Regions from separate parts of the Homo sapiens genome. Here region 2 is linked to region 1. Evidence: chromatin loops called from intact Hi-C (ENCODE). Cell type or tissue: ovary. All regions are shown on one strand.

What was found. Peaks named below come from ENCODE experiments on the same cell type or tissue, not always from the same donor. Only the 100,000 strongest peaks of a DNase experiment are listed, where the experiment ranks them.
Region 2: a loop joins it to region 1, with 3 times the contacts of the local background. A loop is called at or near these places in 13 of 110 quality-filtered maps.

Annotation. Positions count from the first base shown.
Region 1 is chr9:77,146,898-77,154,897 of GRCh38, reverse strand. No RefSeq gene overlaps it. Among named protein-coding and RNA genes, the nearest start is that of VPS13A, 27 kb to the left of the region's middle. In ovary, a CTCF peak has its summit at 3,914 (motif pointing right); no DNase peak of the experiment used is centred here.
Region 2 is chr9:76,756,715-76,764,714 of GRCh38, reverse strand. All of the region lies in intron 6 of PRUNE2 (prune homolog 2 with BCH domain), which reads left to right. It overlaps PCA3 (prostate cancer associated 3), which reads right to left and starts at 277. Exons shown (of 4, transcript NR_132312.2): 1 at 160-277. In ovary, no CTCF peak of the experiment used is centred here; a DNase peak (open chromatin) is centred at 3,898.

The DNA.
Region 1 (8,000 bases):
TCTGCCTCCCAGGTTCAGGCAATTCTCATGCCTCAGCCTCCCGAGTAGCTGGCATGTGCACCATGCCCAGCTAATTTTTGTATTTTTAGTAGAGATGGGGTTTCACCATGTTAGCCAGGCTGGTCTTGAACTCCTGGCCTCAACTGATCCACCTGCCTGAGCTTAATGGCTTATTTTTTATTTGCACTAGTAAATACCAGAAATTTTGTGCTTTTCAACATATAAAAATTCAGTAGATTCATTCAAAAACTGAATTAATAGGCTCTATGATGAATCTTAGGGAAATGTAACATATTGCCTCCCTTGTATTTGAAACTGTAATTTAAAAAAACCTTTTCACTTTTCCTCAAAGCAAGTCCTTGGTACATTGTAGACAGTTCATTATGGTATAAATGAATGAATGAGACTTTAACCTGCAAAGAAGAACATTAGGCTAATGCAAATAGAACTACATTGTATGTCTCCTGTTCTTTGTTCTGCATCCGACCCCATCCACACTGCTGAATCTGGTATGTTGCTTGCATTGTTGGATTTTCCTATCTTATTTCTACTGTTAGTTGGTTCTTATTTAATGTTTGAGTGTTTAGAACAGTCAGTGAAGTGAAGAATGGTATTTAATTATTGGAATAGGAATACTCTGTTTCCTCCATCTTCTTTTTCTTTTTCTTTTCTTTTTTTTTTTTTTTTTTGAGATGGAGCCTCACTCTGTCACCCAGGCTGGAGTGCAGTGGTGCTATCTCGGCTCACTGCAACCTCCGCCTCCAGGGTTCAAATTATTTTCCTGCCTCAGCCTCCTGAGTAGCTGGGATTACACGTGACCGCCATCACGCCCAGCTAATTTTTGTATTTTTAGTAGAGACATGATTTTGCCATGTTGGCCAGGCTGGTCTCGAACTCCTGACCTCAGGTGATCAACTTGCCTTGGCCTCCCAAAGTGTTGGGATTACTGGTGTGAGCCACTGCTCCTGGCCTCCTCAATCTTCAATCTCTCTTTCTACTTACCAGTTTTCCTAAAAGAATCTTCAGAAGTGAAAAGGTTTCCTAATTAGAGGTACCTTATCCTTGATCTTCCTCCTCCTCTGTTTCTGTGGTTATCTAGATTCTTTCATAACCTGATTATCTCCACGTAAGCCCGGCTACTTCCATATGAAGAGCTAATTAGGCTCTTGAATTCATCCACCCATCTATCATCCGTTCATTCAAAAAATACTTATAGAGCACCTACGATGTGCCGGGCTCTGAGAATAAATGGTGAACAGCATAGCTCTCGTGAAGCCTACAATTTACTGAGAAATGTCATCTAATCAAGCAATGATCATCCCTAATGTTGCATGACATGTGGAGGAATAGAGAGAGCAAAGGGAGTAAAAGGGAAGATGAACCAACTCACACTTGTTGTGTCAGGAAGGACTTCCTGGAGGAGGTGACATAAACCAATCCCAGACAATACATTAGCTGTTACCCAGGCAAAGAGAGCGAGGAAGAAAATTCTAGACATGGTGTTTTATCAGGCCTGGGGTCCCTAAGTAATTAGACTTAAATTTTAGAAAAATCACCCAGAAGAAAGGAACGATAACAGGTTGTATGGAGACGAGGCTGGAGACAGGGAGACTAATAAGCAAATTGATCCAGAAACTATGTTTTAGGGCTGGGCCCAGTGGCTCACGCCTGTAATCTCAGCACTTTGGGAGGCTGAGGGCGGCAGATCACGAGGTCAAGAGATCGAGACTATCCTGGCCAACATGGTGAAACCTCGTCTCTACTAAAAACACAAAAATTAGCCGGGTGTGGTGGCACCTGCATGTAATCCCAGCTACTCAGGAGGCTGAGGCAGGAGAATTGCTTGAACCCAGGAGGCAGAGGTTGCAGTGAGCTGATATCAAGCCATTGCACTCCAGCCTGGGCGATAAGTGAGACTTCATCAAAAAAAAAAAAAAAAAAAAAAAGAGAAATAGACTTCATGCTTATACAAAGTCATACATTTTTATAAGAAGACACAGGCTTCCCAGTCTGCCTCTCTTTGTCCCAGTCTTGTTAAAGTTGTGATTTATCAGGCAAGATTGAATTTAGCTGTTTTTAACAGAAAACCCAAATATATGGCTTAAATAAGATAAGGATTGATTTTTTTCCCTCTCAAAGAAGAAGAAAGAAGGAGGAGAAGGAGGAGGAGGAGGAGGAAGAAAAGAAGAAGGAGTTCTATTGGAGACAGTCCAGAGCTGGTATATTAGCTCCATGGTTATCAGAGATTTGGGTTTGTTCTATCTTCTTCACCATGTTGAGCCCTTGACCTCCATCCTTAGGTCAGTGTAGGATCCAAAATAGCTACTAAAGCCCCTGCTATCATGTCTGCTCTTTATTTAGGAAGTAATGGAAGGAAGGGGGAATAAAAGAATGCTTGCAGCTGAGTCAGCCATTTTAAAAGAATCTTTCCTGATGTCCTGCCCATAAACTTCCACATATATGTCGTTGGTCATTACTATCTACAAGGGATAAAGGAAAATATAAGTTTTAACTGGGTCCATGCCATCCCCTGATAAAAGATATGTCAGTCACTAAAAAGAAAAGAGGGGTGTGCCAGAGCAGGCTCTGTCTCACATAGGTTAAAAGAAAAGTCTCTACATATATGTGTGTGTGTGTGTGTGTGTGTATATATATACACAAATATGTGTGTGTATATATGTGTATATAGAGTTTTCTCTACATATATATGCATATATATGTATATATATGCATATATATACATATACATATATACACGCACACACACACACACATATATATATGGCAAAGATGGTTAATGACAACTGACCCTCTGGCTTTGTGTGGGGAGATAACAGGAAGTGATGGGAACGGCGCTGAGCAGGGAAGCTCATGTCTCACCTAATAGGCTCAGCCATATTCTGCCCCAGCAATGTGGGAATGGAGCCCACTGTGTTCTGATGTTCCCATTTTCCAAGAGAAGCAATGACCTGCTCTACATTGGCTCACTCTGCTTCAGCCACACTATCCTACAGCTATCCTTTGAACATGCGCCAGTCCTTCCACTACAGGGCTTTTGTACTATCTGTTCCATCTGCTGAGAATGCTCCTCTTCCATGTATCAGCATGAACCCTTCAAATCTTTGGTCAAACTGTAAGAAGCATATCTGAGGCATAATTCAGATTTTTGTGCCAACTCTTGTATTATTTTATTTCCTTTATTTTTATTTTGAGACAGAATCTCTGTCTGTCGCCCAGGCTGGAGTGCAGTGGTGCAATCTCGGCTCATTGCAACCTCCACCTCCTGGGTTCAAGCAATTCTCCTGCCTCAGCCTCCCAGGTAGCTCGGATAACAGGCATGCATCACCACGCCAAGCTAATTTTTGTATTTTTAGTAGAGACAGGGTTTCTCCATGTTGGCCAGGCTGGTCTTGAACTCCTGGTCTCAAGCGATCCACCTGCCTTGGCCTCCGAAAGTGCTGAGATTACAGGTGTGAGCCACCGCGCCCGGCCTTTCCTTATTTTAGAATCAACACCCACATATTTCAAAATTCTGTGTCTGAATGTTGCAATTTGTACCTAACCTTCAACCACTGACCAAGGAGAGAGAGTTTTCCTTGAGACAACATTTTAGGAAATGTTATGCCACACAATAAGAAATGCACTCTATTGCTTTGCAAACCAGCGTAAGGAAGGTGGAGCTTGAAATAAAGGTGCCCATCACCAGACTCTTAGACCACGGCAAATACTTATTACTCTGGGGACAGATAGCCATCAACCATCTACCCTCTTCTTCTCTTTGCCAGTCAGAAAGTGCTGGCTCTGAAGCTGGGGTGGACAGTATTTCTAAAAGGACAATTCTGGGTAATTAACTCCTCCCTGCCCTATGTAAATGCTCTGGCACAAACCTGATCCAACTCCCTCTACACAGCTGTCCATTCCTTGCAGCTTTCCGTTTAGGCCAGCAGATGGCAGCAAGTATTGGCTGAAATAGGAAACCAACTTACTCCTTCAGAGTTGATGTTCTTTTTGATGCATTTTCTTTGACTTGTGCCAATAAAAACAATAAAAGTAATTTACATTTGCCTCACTCATTACTTCTCACACTGAGAAACAGGAAGGTTAATCCATTTTAGACCTGACTTATCATTTTGAAAGGGTGATCATGAAAGTCTGAATATGTGAAATGGGGCAAAAGTCTTAAACTGTTCCTTAGTAACAAAACATAAAATTTAATATATATTACCAAACAAAAATTATTTATTTAATCTTGATTCCAATGGCTGTTCTTAATAAAAAAACTACAAATATTTGTTATATTTCTAAGTAAAGGTACAATAACTTGAGGATGTGCACAAAATGATAAACAATTATATTATTATTTTCTGAATAACGTCCACATTTGTCCAAATCTATCCTTTAAAATGTACTGCATCCTTTTAATCACTTGGAGATGCAAATAATGAAATATATATGGGGAAAAGTTACTAGGAAGAACTTCTACATATCATGAAAGTGAACTCTTGTTTTATTACTATCTTTTGGAGAGTAGCAATATAAATATTTTTGAAAGTTTTTGTTATGTCAACAGCAATTATGGAATAACTAAATGTCTTTGAGGGGAAAAGGAAAATGGACCCAATAAAGGGTCAATTTATTAGAGGCAATTAAGTCTACAGAACAATTATTTCTGTACTTCATGCTTCAAAGTTTTGTTCAATGTAAACTAAAATCTAGATAACCTAGGAAGCAAGAAAAGTGATAAATGAACAGTCAGGCTACACAACAGGTAAGGAGGAGAGCTGATGTGAGAAGCAGGAATTGCCAGTGCCTGTAGATGTCAACAGAATTTACATGTGAGTTGTTTGCTAAGAAATGCAAAGAAACCTACAGATGATTGTTAGTGGTTAGTACCTGGAAAGGTAAAGGAAACAGACTGAGAAAGATGCGATGCCCTGATACTTCTGAAAGGATCAAACTCTTTGTAAAGATTAAAAAAAAAAAAAAAAGGCCAGGTGCAGTGGCTCACGCCTGTAATCCCAGCACTTTGGGAGGCTAAGGTGGGCGGATCACGAGGTCAAGAGATTGAGACCACCCTGGCTAACGTGGTGAAACCCTGTCTCTACTAAAAATACAAAAATTAGCTAGGTGTGGTGGCGGGCACCTGTAGTCCCAGCTACTCAGGAGGCTGAGGCAGCAGAATTGCTTGAACCCGGGAGGCAGAGGTTGGAGTGAGCCAAGATCGCGCCACCGCACTCCAGCTTGGTGACAGAGCAAAACTCCATTTCAAAAAAAAAAAGAAGAAGAAGAAGGAGAAAAGACAAATTTGTTATGGATTGCATCTTAGAATTACAGACTGACAGAGATTGATGGAATGTGGATATTATTTTAGCCTAGTCTTCAGCCCTTCTAAATTCTGTGGAAATTCCTTCCTTTGTATCTCTGAGTATGTTTTTCTGGCCTCTGCTTGAATGCATCCACCAATTCAGAGCTTTCAATATTTTGTTGTAAAGATTTTATTTTATTTTATTATTGTATTTTTTTGAGACAGGGTATTGCTCTGCTGCCCAGGCTGGAGTGCAATGATGTAATCATGGCTCACTGCTACCTCAATCTCATGGGCTCAGGTGATCTTCTCACCTCAGCCTCTCGAGTAGCTGGGGGTACAGGTGTACACCACCATGCCCAGCTAATTTTTAAGTTTTTTGTTATTTGTGTGTTTTTGTGTGTGGGTTTTTTGTTGTTTGTTTGTTTGTTTTTGGAAAGACAGTGTCTCCCTGTATCACCCAGGCTGGTCTCAAACTCCTGGGCCTAAGCAGTCCTCTCACCTTGACTTCCCAAAGTGCTGGGATTCCAGGCATGAGTCACCACAACCAGCCAAGGTTTCTACACATTTTTATTTTGGATCACGGATAGCTTTGTGAGACTTGTGAAAGTATGTACTCTCATCCTAGAAAGATGCATTCCCTAAACTCATTCATGGAGTTCAGGTGAAGCGTCCCTACTCTAAGGAAAATAAAGCCTTTCTACACAACAATTCTTCAAGTATTTTTTAAAAGCATCATGTTCTTAAAACCACCTCACTCATTTCGTTGACTCCTTTCCTTTCTCTGTTCCTTCATCCACTTTATGAAAACAAGCATATACTAAGCACCCTTTCTGTGTCACACACTCTAGACACTTGAGACACAAAGATGAATAAGATGCCATTCCTGTCCTTGGGGAGTTCACAGCTTATCTGGAGGGAAAAATCTGTAAACACCTACATTAGGTCAGGGAAGTGACATTTGAATTGAGTATGGTCTTCATTTGGATTTAGTCTAGGTTCAAATCCCAGCTTCACCTTTGGAAAGATATTTAACCTTTTTGGTCCTCAGTTTGCTCATATGTGAAATAGGCATTTGTATGCTATTGCTATTATTATCATCATTTGCCAAATAAGAAATCTGGACTTTATTGTGTAGGCTTTCATAATCCACCAGCCCTTTAAGAAGGGGAGTGGCAGACATGACTTGATTTTTTTCTTTTTTTACTAATTTGATTTTAAGCACATCATTCTACATTGGAAGATTGTGAAATGTATTTTCCATCCTTCCAGAGATGGAAAGGAGGGAGACCAGATTGGAGACCTGCAATTGTAGAGGGAAGAATGGTGAGAACTTGAGCTAAGGCAGGGGTAACAGGGATGGAGAGTTGTTAAGAGATATTTTTGAGGTATAAATTATAGGACTTGGTGGTCGGTTGACAAGGAGAAGACCAAGTTAAGTTGGTCTTACATGTTTCTACCTTGGAAAACTGGTTGGATAGTGATTTCATTAACTTGCATTGTAATTACAGTAGAAAAAGCATTGAGAGAAGATAATAAATGTAAGATGCCTTTCAGATACCTTCAGCTTTGGAAATATGAATTCAGAATTTGGGACAAAATCCTCCACTAGAAAGAAAAGACTTAGGGTTTCTTTTTGTCTTTGGTGGTCAGTCATGAGAATGGATAAGATCACCCAGGAGAGCAGGTAGAGTGTGAAGAAAATGGAAGACAACCAAGAAAAGAATCAAGGCAGGCCGGGCGCGGTGGCTCACGACTGTAATCCCAGCACTTTGGGAGACCGAGGTGGGTGGATCACGAGGTCAGGAGATCGAGACCATCCTGGCCAACATGGTGGAAACTCGTGTCTATTAAAAATACAAAATTAGCTGGGCATGGTGGCAAGTGTCTGTAGTCCCAGCTACTTGGGAGGCTGAGGCAGGAGAATTGCTTGAACCCGGGAGGCAGAGGTTGCAGTGAGCCAAGATCACACCACTGCACTCCAGCCTGGTGACAGAGTGAGACTCCATCTCAAAAAAAAAGAAAAAGAAAAGAAAGAATCAAGGCAAACACAAACATTTAACGAAAGGTGAAGGAGGAGGAAGAGGAAGAGAAGGCCCAGTTAATGAAGGCACCTGACCGTAGAAAGTTAGAAAAGTAGAACTCAAGGGACTGTTTTTTTTAAGCAGTTGCTCTCTTAAACCAAAAATCTGAATGCCCAATAAGTATCAGGCACTCTGCTAACTGTTCATCTTATTTCCCCCTCAATATAGGTAGCCCATTGCACAATGCCATCCTGCCCATTGATCTATGGCCAACCCTAGGATAAACCAAAGTTTCACCTATGCTTGGATCTGTTTCTGTGCTCTTTACTATGATCTGTCAGTCTAGATATCTATCTCTGCACCAATGCCAGAATGTTTTAATTACTCAGTTATACAACCTTACAAACACCCTTCCTCCCTCCATTCCAAGGTAAATATAAATTATTGCCATATTTCACATGAACAAAGTTGTAGGCATGTTTTCAGTAATATTACGTATACTGATGATATAGAAACTCTTTCTCTGACACTACCTTTAAAATGAAATTAAAGAGTTAACATACCATATGGTGCAATCTCTCTCTTTCTTCTTTTGATCCACATAAATCACATTCCCTTAGACAGTGATTCCCAAACCTGATTGAGTATCAGAATCACCTGGGAAGCTTTTT
Region 2 (8,000 bases), 390 kb after region 1:
CCTACCCTTCTGCTGTCCTATCAACACAGCAACCAGAGTAATTTGTATAAAACACAAATATAACAGAAACACAAAACCTCTTCCCCAACTTTAAACCTTCTAGTCACTTCCCATAGCTCTTTGAATAAAATTCCAAACCCATTCCCATGGCCTACAGACCTCTGTATCATCAGGTCCTTCCCACCATGCAGATCTTCCTGGTCTCCCTCGGCTGCAGCCACACAAATCTCCCCTCTGTTTTTCTGATGCCAGCTTCTCGGCACTTGCTATTTCTTCTGTCTGGAACACTCTGACTTCAGAATATGAAAGCAGGTGGCCACTCCCATCATGCAAGAATGCCAACCCACATACAACCATACCATTTCTCAGATTTCCCAGTTTAAACCTTCCTTCTGTCTCATCATGCTCCTTCCCGTCACACTATGTTGACACGTTGCTATTAAAAATTATCTTATTTATTTATTTATTTATTTATTTGTTTGTTTGTTTTCTGCCTCCATGCACTGAAATGCAGCTCCATGAGAGCAGTGACATGTCTGTCTTGTTGGCTCCTATATCACTGGTGCCTAGAACAGTGCCAGAAACACAGGAGTTGTTCAGAAGTATTTGCTCTGTGAATCAACGAATCAATGAATGCATTGTGAATGAGGTTATTGGTCCTACCCTTGCCCAACAAATAATCTTTTAACCCTAACGAAGTTGAGATCCACAGGTCAATTCCTAAGGTGCTCCTCTAGTGAAGTCTTGTCCAAATGTGAGTTCCCATCTTTACTAATATCTTTCAAACAGTGTAACTCAATCGAAGTGCTTAGTCCATGGCAACTCATTAAATTTCCTTTCCTCTTTTATTTATTGACTCATGGGCACCTCTCACTGTCTAAACACAGAAGAAAGCTCCCTCTTCCCCATGCTTCCCCATGCCCTTTATCCCACTCCCTCTTCCCCACTACCCCTCTCCTTCTCCATATTGGGCCTCCCAGCACTTCCTGTCACTGCCATACCATTCTCCTCCCCACCTGCTCTTCTGCAGTATCCACCAACGTGGCTTTTAATCTCTCAGTCCTCAGAGAGCACAGGAGAGGCAAGGAAGCTAAATAGACGACACCAGATCCTCTCTTGGGGACGGGGGATATGAAACTTCATCTGTTCATTACTTTTGTGTCATCCCAGTTCATTGGTAGAACTGGGCAAGTACACCACCAGCTTGTGTTTGAAGTGGTATTACGAGTATGTTTTCTCCAGGAGAGTAGAGAGTAGTTGCGTCTAATTCAGACTTGGGGTGAGCACTCCCAGAAGCACGCCTATGCTTGTTATGGCTCACTTAGATGACTACACTTACTGCAAAGCCTATTAATACTTAAGCCACATAGTATACCAGGTACTGTACTAAGTCCTTTAAGGTAACTTATTTAAACCTCACGTAACTCTGTGACACCAGTAGTCCTGCTATGATCCCATTTTATGGATGTGGCAACTGAAATTAAGTAACTTGCTCAAGATCTCATGACCAGTAATTGACTTGACTTCCAGTGCAGGCAGCACCTGGGCTTTTTGTCATGATGCTATAATGCTGCCCCGACCAGAAGAAGACCTCAGTCTTCACATCGTTTGACACAGGACTTGAGGAAAAGTACACATTGCCAGATGGAGCTAGAAGGGGAGATGGTGCACGAGGTGGGAGGAGTGCAGGTTTGCGGTAGAGGATGTGTCTCAGAAATGGCAACCATTCAATGAGGTTGGAGCCAAAGACACAGTGGGGAGTGAAGGAAGCTATTTTGTCTGTTTTAAAAAAATTGTAAATCAGAAACCAAATATCCAGTTTGCTGGTTTCTTTTGAGGATTGCTCTGCCTGGGATTTATCTTGAGTCCAACTAAAAACGTTTTACCTGGTTTGTTTGGATTAAGATTGCCAAGTTGTGGAGCCACTGAGGCTCCTTACGTGTCCACAGCCATGCTCATGGCGAAGGGCCTGACTCTGGAGCTCAATCTCATGTGGTCGTGTATGTAGGGACCTCCGCCTCCATACAAGAGCTAGGACTGGAGGAGCCACAGACAGTCATTCTACACTGCCTGCATTTTGAACATGTAAAAAGAAACGTGGAGAGTTTGGAGAGTTTGAAAAGGATGGTCCAGGGGGCTGGGGGTAAAATTACTGCAAGAGTATCTCACCACCTCTCTCAGAGTTTGTTAAGAAATGAACATGTGTGGAATCTATAGTAAAAAGTGGTATTAAGCATTTTAAAGATGGGCCTCTTCCAGAAAGTTCGAGCCAAGCAGACCGCCATCTGGATTATTCCCATGGTAGTTGCTCTCTCTGCGCACATTTCTGCAACCGCCATTCCTGCCTCCCTTATTAATAGGTTATCCGGAAATGACTTTGGATCACTGCTTCCTATGTTAACACACTTTTTGATGAAATAACAGAGAGTATTGTCATTAAAGATTTGGAAAAAAGTTAAATCTTTACAGGAGTCAAATGCAGCACATTTAATGGTTGTTGTAGAACTCAGGGCAAAGAAATCACTTTTTCCAACAACAGAAGGAAACTGTTGGTGACTTCCAAACTGGCTAAAGGTCCTTGTTCTAACCATTCTTTTTGTTTAAAATTGCTAACCTTAAAAATGATTTCAGAGTTGGCACCAGATGCATTGGAGGCTGCTAAAGTACACTTAGGAAAGACTTTAAAGCCATTAAAGTTATATGACAGTATTTTGAAGTTGTCTTTTAAATATGACGGACCCAGTTGTTTGACCATACATGATACATAATATGATATAGCTCCAGAGTGGCATTATTTGGAACAGAGTTTATGAATCATTTAAAAATTGTACCTATAACCAATGCAAAAGCTATAATTCATGTAAAGCTATAAATAATCTATCTCAAAATCTACATAAGATAGATTGACAGAGTGCTATTTGGAGTTTATGGGTCTTTTGATAAACTTTGATTAATATTCTCAAGTCAATCATTGTTGAATGAAGTATTTTAAAATTATTTGGTGAAAATTATGTATGTTTTCCAGTGTTTTCTAAAGACTTTCACTTTCTAATGGAAATTCAGAGCCACCTAGTGACCAAAAGTAAAATGTCTAAAGTATAAAACATGACAACAAAAACTCCCAGCAAAAGAGAAAAGCAATCATTTGACCCCGGGCTTTGATGTCCAGAGATAAAATTGTATCCAGTTCAGGTCTACAAAAGTAGAATTCTTACAAATTAAATTGACTAAGTCTTTTGTTATTTGGGGATTAAAGGCCCCTAAACATAGACTTGAGGTATATAGATGATTAATTTTTGTCGACACCATTTTATCAAATGAGAATTGTCTGACTTACACAAATATAGGTGACTGTTCCTCACAGATGCATCACCCCTTCCTTGATGGTGTGTTCCACTTCTGACCAGTTTGTGTATTATGACTCAAGAAAAAAAAAGATGGGGCAGCAATCTCACAGAAGACAGGACCAATGGTGGAGGAGGAAGAAAGGCATGAGGTAGATTTAAACTCCCCAAATGAGGCTTCTAATTCAGATTCATTTTTCAGCATAAAGATTCAGGCAATTCTATTAAATTTGGTTGGATTAAATTCAGCAAACCTCTGTTGAGTATTTTTTTTTTTTTTTTTTTGAGACAGAGTCTCAGTCTGTCACCCAGGCCGGAGTGCAGTGGTGTGATCTCGGCTCACCGCAACCTCTGCCTCCTGGGTTCAAGCAATTCTCGTGCCTCAGCCTCCCAAGTAGCTGGGACTACAGGCATGGGCCACCGCACCCGGCTAATTTTTGTATTTTTAATAGAGATGGAGTTTCGCAGTGTTGGCCAGGCTGGTCTCGAACTTCTGGCCTCAAGTGATCCACCCACCTCCACCTCCCAAAGTGCTGGGATTACAGGTCACCGCGCCCGGCCCGAGTCTGGACATGTACAGGTTTCTTGCTAGGCATGAATGCAGTAAATCTAAGATGCATGTAGAGAGCCAGGGTTTTCGGCTTGGTTGAAGTAGAGTGAGTCTAGAAGGACACATAGAAGATGAGGGTGGAGAGGTAGGACGTGGCTGTGATGTGGAATACTGTGATACCTGTTCCTTTTGGGGGGCTTTTGGCTAAAATCATGGTCATAGTTAGGATGATTAATCTGGATGCAGCATGTAGTGTGGACTAATGCAGGGTAAACAGATGTCAGGAAGAGCAGTGAGGTTATTCTAATGGTTTTGGATACAAGTCATAAGCATGTGACCTGGAATTATTAAAGTAAGAAGGGAAAAAGTAGATTAGAGAAAAAGAGAAGAATCTTTGGTACTGATATGGGGGAGCAGTGATATCAAGGGTGACTCCAAAATATCTGCCCTAGGTGATGAGGAAAAGAAAATGATAGAAATAATATCCTATAGCATCAGTAATGGACAAAAGGGTACCAGGGAAGTAGCTGGTGTGTGATGGAGAAAATGTGAGTATGGTTTTGATATCCATCCATTCATTCAGAAACATATACGGAGTGCCTGCTGTGTGCCGGGTGCTCAGGTTGCAGTACCATCAACAGACCCCAACTGCCAGGTACCCAGGGAAGAGGAAGGCAGCCCTGTTTCTACACCAAGGAGCCAGATTAGAGCCAATGGACAAGCTCTTTGCCAAGTGCACCAGCTTTTTAAACTAATTTATTTAAATTGTAGGGGATAACTATTATTATGTTAGTGTACAAAGGAAGTGAAACTGGAGAATTCCCTGACTGCCCTCGCAGGACGTGTGACAGGGGTGTGGCTCATCTGTTTGGCAGCTGTGTGCTCAAACCCCTTATGGGAGGAGGAGCACGCAGATGGGCAGGTGCAGGAGCCAGGGCGAGTGCTTCTGGGCTCCGGCCCCGTGGTAGCATCTAGGGCTGGGTGCCTGTGACTCCCAAAGCCCCAGTGGGCATGCTACAGTGCTCTTTTAACTCTGCAGTCCACAGATGGCTTAAGTGTTAACCAGCTCAGTGCCCTCTTGGTACCTGGGTTCTTGTCCAGCATCCAGGAAGAATCAGGCCACATGGATAAATTGAAAGATGGTAAATGTGGGGGATTTTATTGCCAGACGAAGATGGCTTTCAGCAGGATGGATGGGGAGCTGGAAAGGGAATGGAGTGGGAAGATGATCTTCCCCTGGAGTTCAGCCACTCTCCTCTCCAAATGACCCCAGCCAAAGTCCTCTCGATGTTCAGACACTCCTTTTCTTCTCTCCTTCTCTGCCACGCTGCTCTTCTGCTGTCCCTCTGCTCTTCTGCTCATCTGCTCATGGAGCCTGGGGTTTGGGGTCTGTGTGGGCACAGGATAGCAGGGCGTGGTGGGCCAAAAGGCAACATTTGGGTGTGAAAACAGGAATGCTTATTCCCATTTAGGGATACGGGTTTCCAGGATTGAGGGTGGGGTAAGGGAACTGCCCTCTTCTACCCAGTATCTCCCTGCTTCCTGTTTGTATCAGAGGTAAGTATGAGTTCACAGTCACACAAAAACTCTGTGACAGAGGCAGGCATCAAATGCACTATTTCCATTACACCTCAAATGGTGGTCTCCAGGGAGGGAGACCCAGACGGGGAGGTGAGCAGGCAAGGCTTCTGTGGCTGAACACTCTACCTCGAGGGGACTGTAACTCAGTCAGCTCAGTGGCCACCAGCTAAAAGGGGCTTGTTTCTTCCAGTATGAAGTCTGCTTCTCCAGCAAACACCTGCTTTGCACTGGAGCAGAGCAGACCTTAGGTTCTTGTCCCTATTTGCCACCTTCTGATCTGCTCCTGTCTGAACCCCCTGAGCCCCTCCTAGACTACGTTGCCTGGACCAGTTCCCCTGGTCAAGGGTGATCATGGAATAGAAAAGGATCAGAAGCTTTGACTTTAAATTCACAGCCATTTGCTACCCGTAATTTTTTTTTTCCTGGACCCATCACAAAAATTTCCTGTGGTTTCAGCCTTCTTATCCACCTATCCAGATTGTGTTGAGGGTTAAATGTGATAATGTAGAGAGAAATGCTTGTATGGATTGTAAAGTTCTGTGGGGTAGAAAATGCCTGCATCCTTTCCAAACACCGTGATTCATCTGGGCATTGTGATGCTTGCCTGTAGTCCCAGCTACTCAGGAGGCTGAGGCGGGAGCAGCCCTTGAGGCTTGAGACTGCAGTGAGCTAGTATCACGGTGCTGCACTCCATCCTAACTGACAGTGAGACTCTGTCTAAAAAAAAAAAAAAAAAATTTTTTTAAAGATATAACAACCAGACACCCTGATTCAACAGAGCAATTATTTCCTATCATTGTTATTCCCACTTGATTCTTCTGCAACTCTCTGCAGCACTAAGCAAGGAAACCCCTCAGCACCTCCTGGACTGAAAATACTAGGAGTTATGCATGCAGATTCCTTTAAGAACCATACCACCCATGGCTGGACAGGAGGGTGACTTCAGCATTACTTCTTAGTTTCACCAAGTTTGCATTTATTTAAGTTCTACACAGTTGGTCCCAAAAGCCTCAGTGCAGTTTTATGCGTTAATACTGTCAGATATAGAAATACTATAAGCTTACAAAACGCTGCTTTTGGAAGTTTAGTTATTTTCATCTCTTTTACTCTATTAGTTTTATAAGTTTTGAATAATGTATTTTGAACTTTCTATTTTGTTATAGTCTCCTGATTGAAGATAGCAAAGGTTAACCAGAAGAAAAAATTATTATTTAAAAAATTTTTTAATTCACAGAACTAAATCAGTATAAAAGGAATGAAAACAAACTTTCAAATGATGTTTTATGTAAGTTTTTAGTATGCATGTTTCTGAAGTCATTAAAGCTTAAAACTGCACTAAGACTTTCGGGATCTATTCTAATCTCTCTTTTTTTGGGTGGGGCCCAGGGATCCTCCTGCCTCAGCTTCCTGAGTCACTGGAACTATAGATGCATGCCACCATGTACAGCTAATTTTTGTAGAGATGGGATTTCTCCATGTTACCCAGGCTGGTCTCGAGTGATTCCCTGCCTCTGCTTCCCAAAATGCTGGAGTTACAGGTATGAGCCACCATGCCTGGCCTGTTGTAATCTCTTGACCATTCCACAAGAAACAAAGCTTTGAGCTTCATTAATAAATTCTTCCTCACTTCAGTTATTATCGCAATTATTACCAGTTGAGCCCTTCACTCTGGCAGTGATTTATTGGCATTCTCTAATATTAGTCATCTCAAGCAGAAAAACTTAGAATGGTTTATAGATGCTTTAGTTTCTGAAATTTCAGTCTGAATCCTAGTTTAGGCCCTTTACTCATTTACATACGAGTAAAAAGCAGTTTTCAAAACTAACATGACTCAGAATGCAGCCAAGCAATCAAAAAAAGCTTCTCTTTGAGTTTGCCAGTTGACAGTATTTTTCTGGCAGTAGTTAGTACATCTAAATATTAACTAATTAATCTAGCTTGTAATATTCGCTGCTGGTTTCATTGAATGAGGTGGGAGTAGGTCAGATCTGCAGACCATTCACAATCTCCAAATGCAAATAAAGTAGCATTTGTTTGTAGGTGGAACCAAATGATTATAAATGAATGGTGAGCCATCTCCTGGGATTGGATATAAAGGTCCTGTAAATGCAGAATTGTATCAACAAACAGCTGTTGGGAAAATACTATTATGCTGTAATAGCTGCTATTAAAATCCATTAGCAGTCTTGATGGCCTGTTTGAATTTGATGCATCATTTGCTCTGAATAGCATTTCTTCCTAAAGTTTTGCAGTAGAATTTATGCAGATTGATAGCTGGTAACAGTGACATTCTGGGAGATTAATACTGATTAAACACTTTGCTTGCATTGGCTATTCCAGCCCCCCAAAAATGCTGCAAATACTGCAGTTTAAGTATCACGGGGGGGCAGGGCACGGGCAGGGTGGGTGGGGAACAGCATCAAGCATCAAGGCACCCCCCTGTCCCTGGTGATGGAGGCTTTCTCACACTTGGCGTGAAACATCCATTTTGCTTCCATGACAAAGGTTTGCAGACTTGAAGCAGG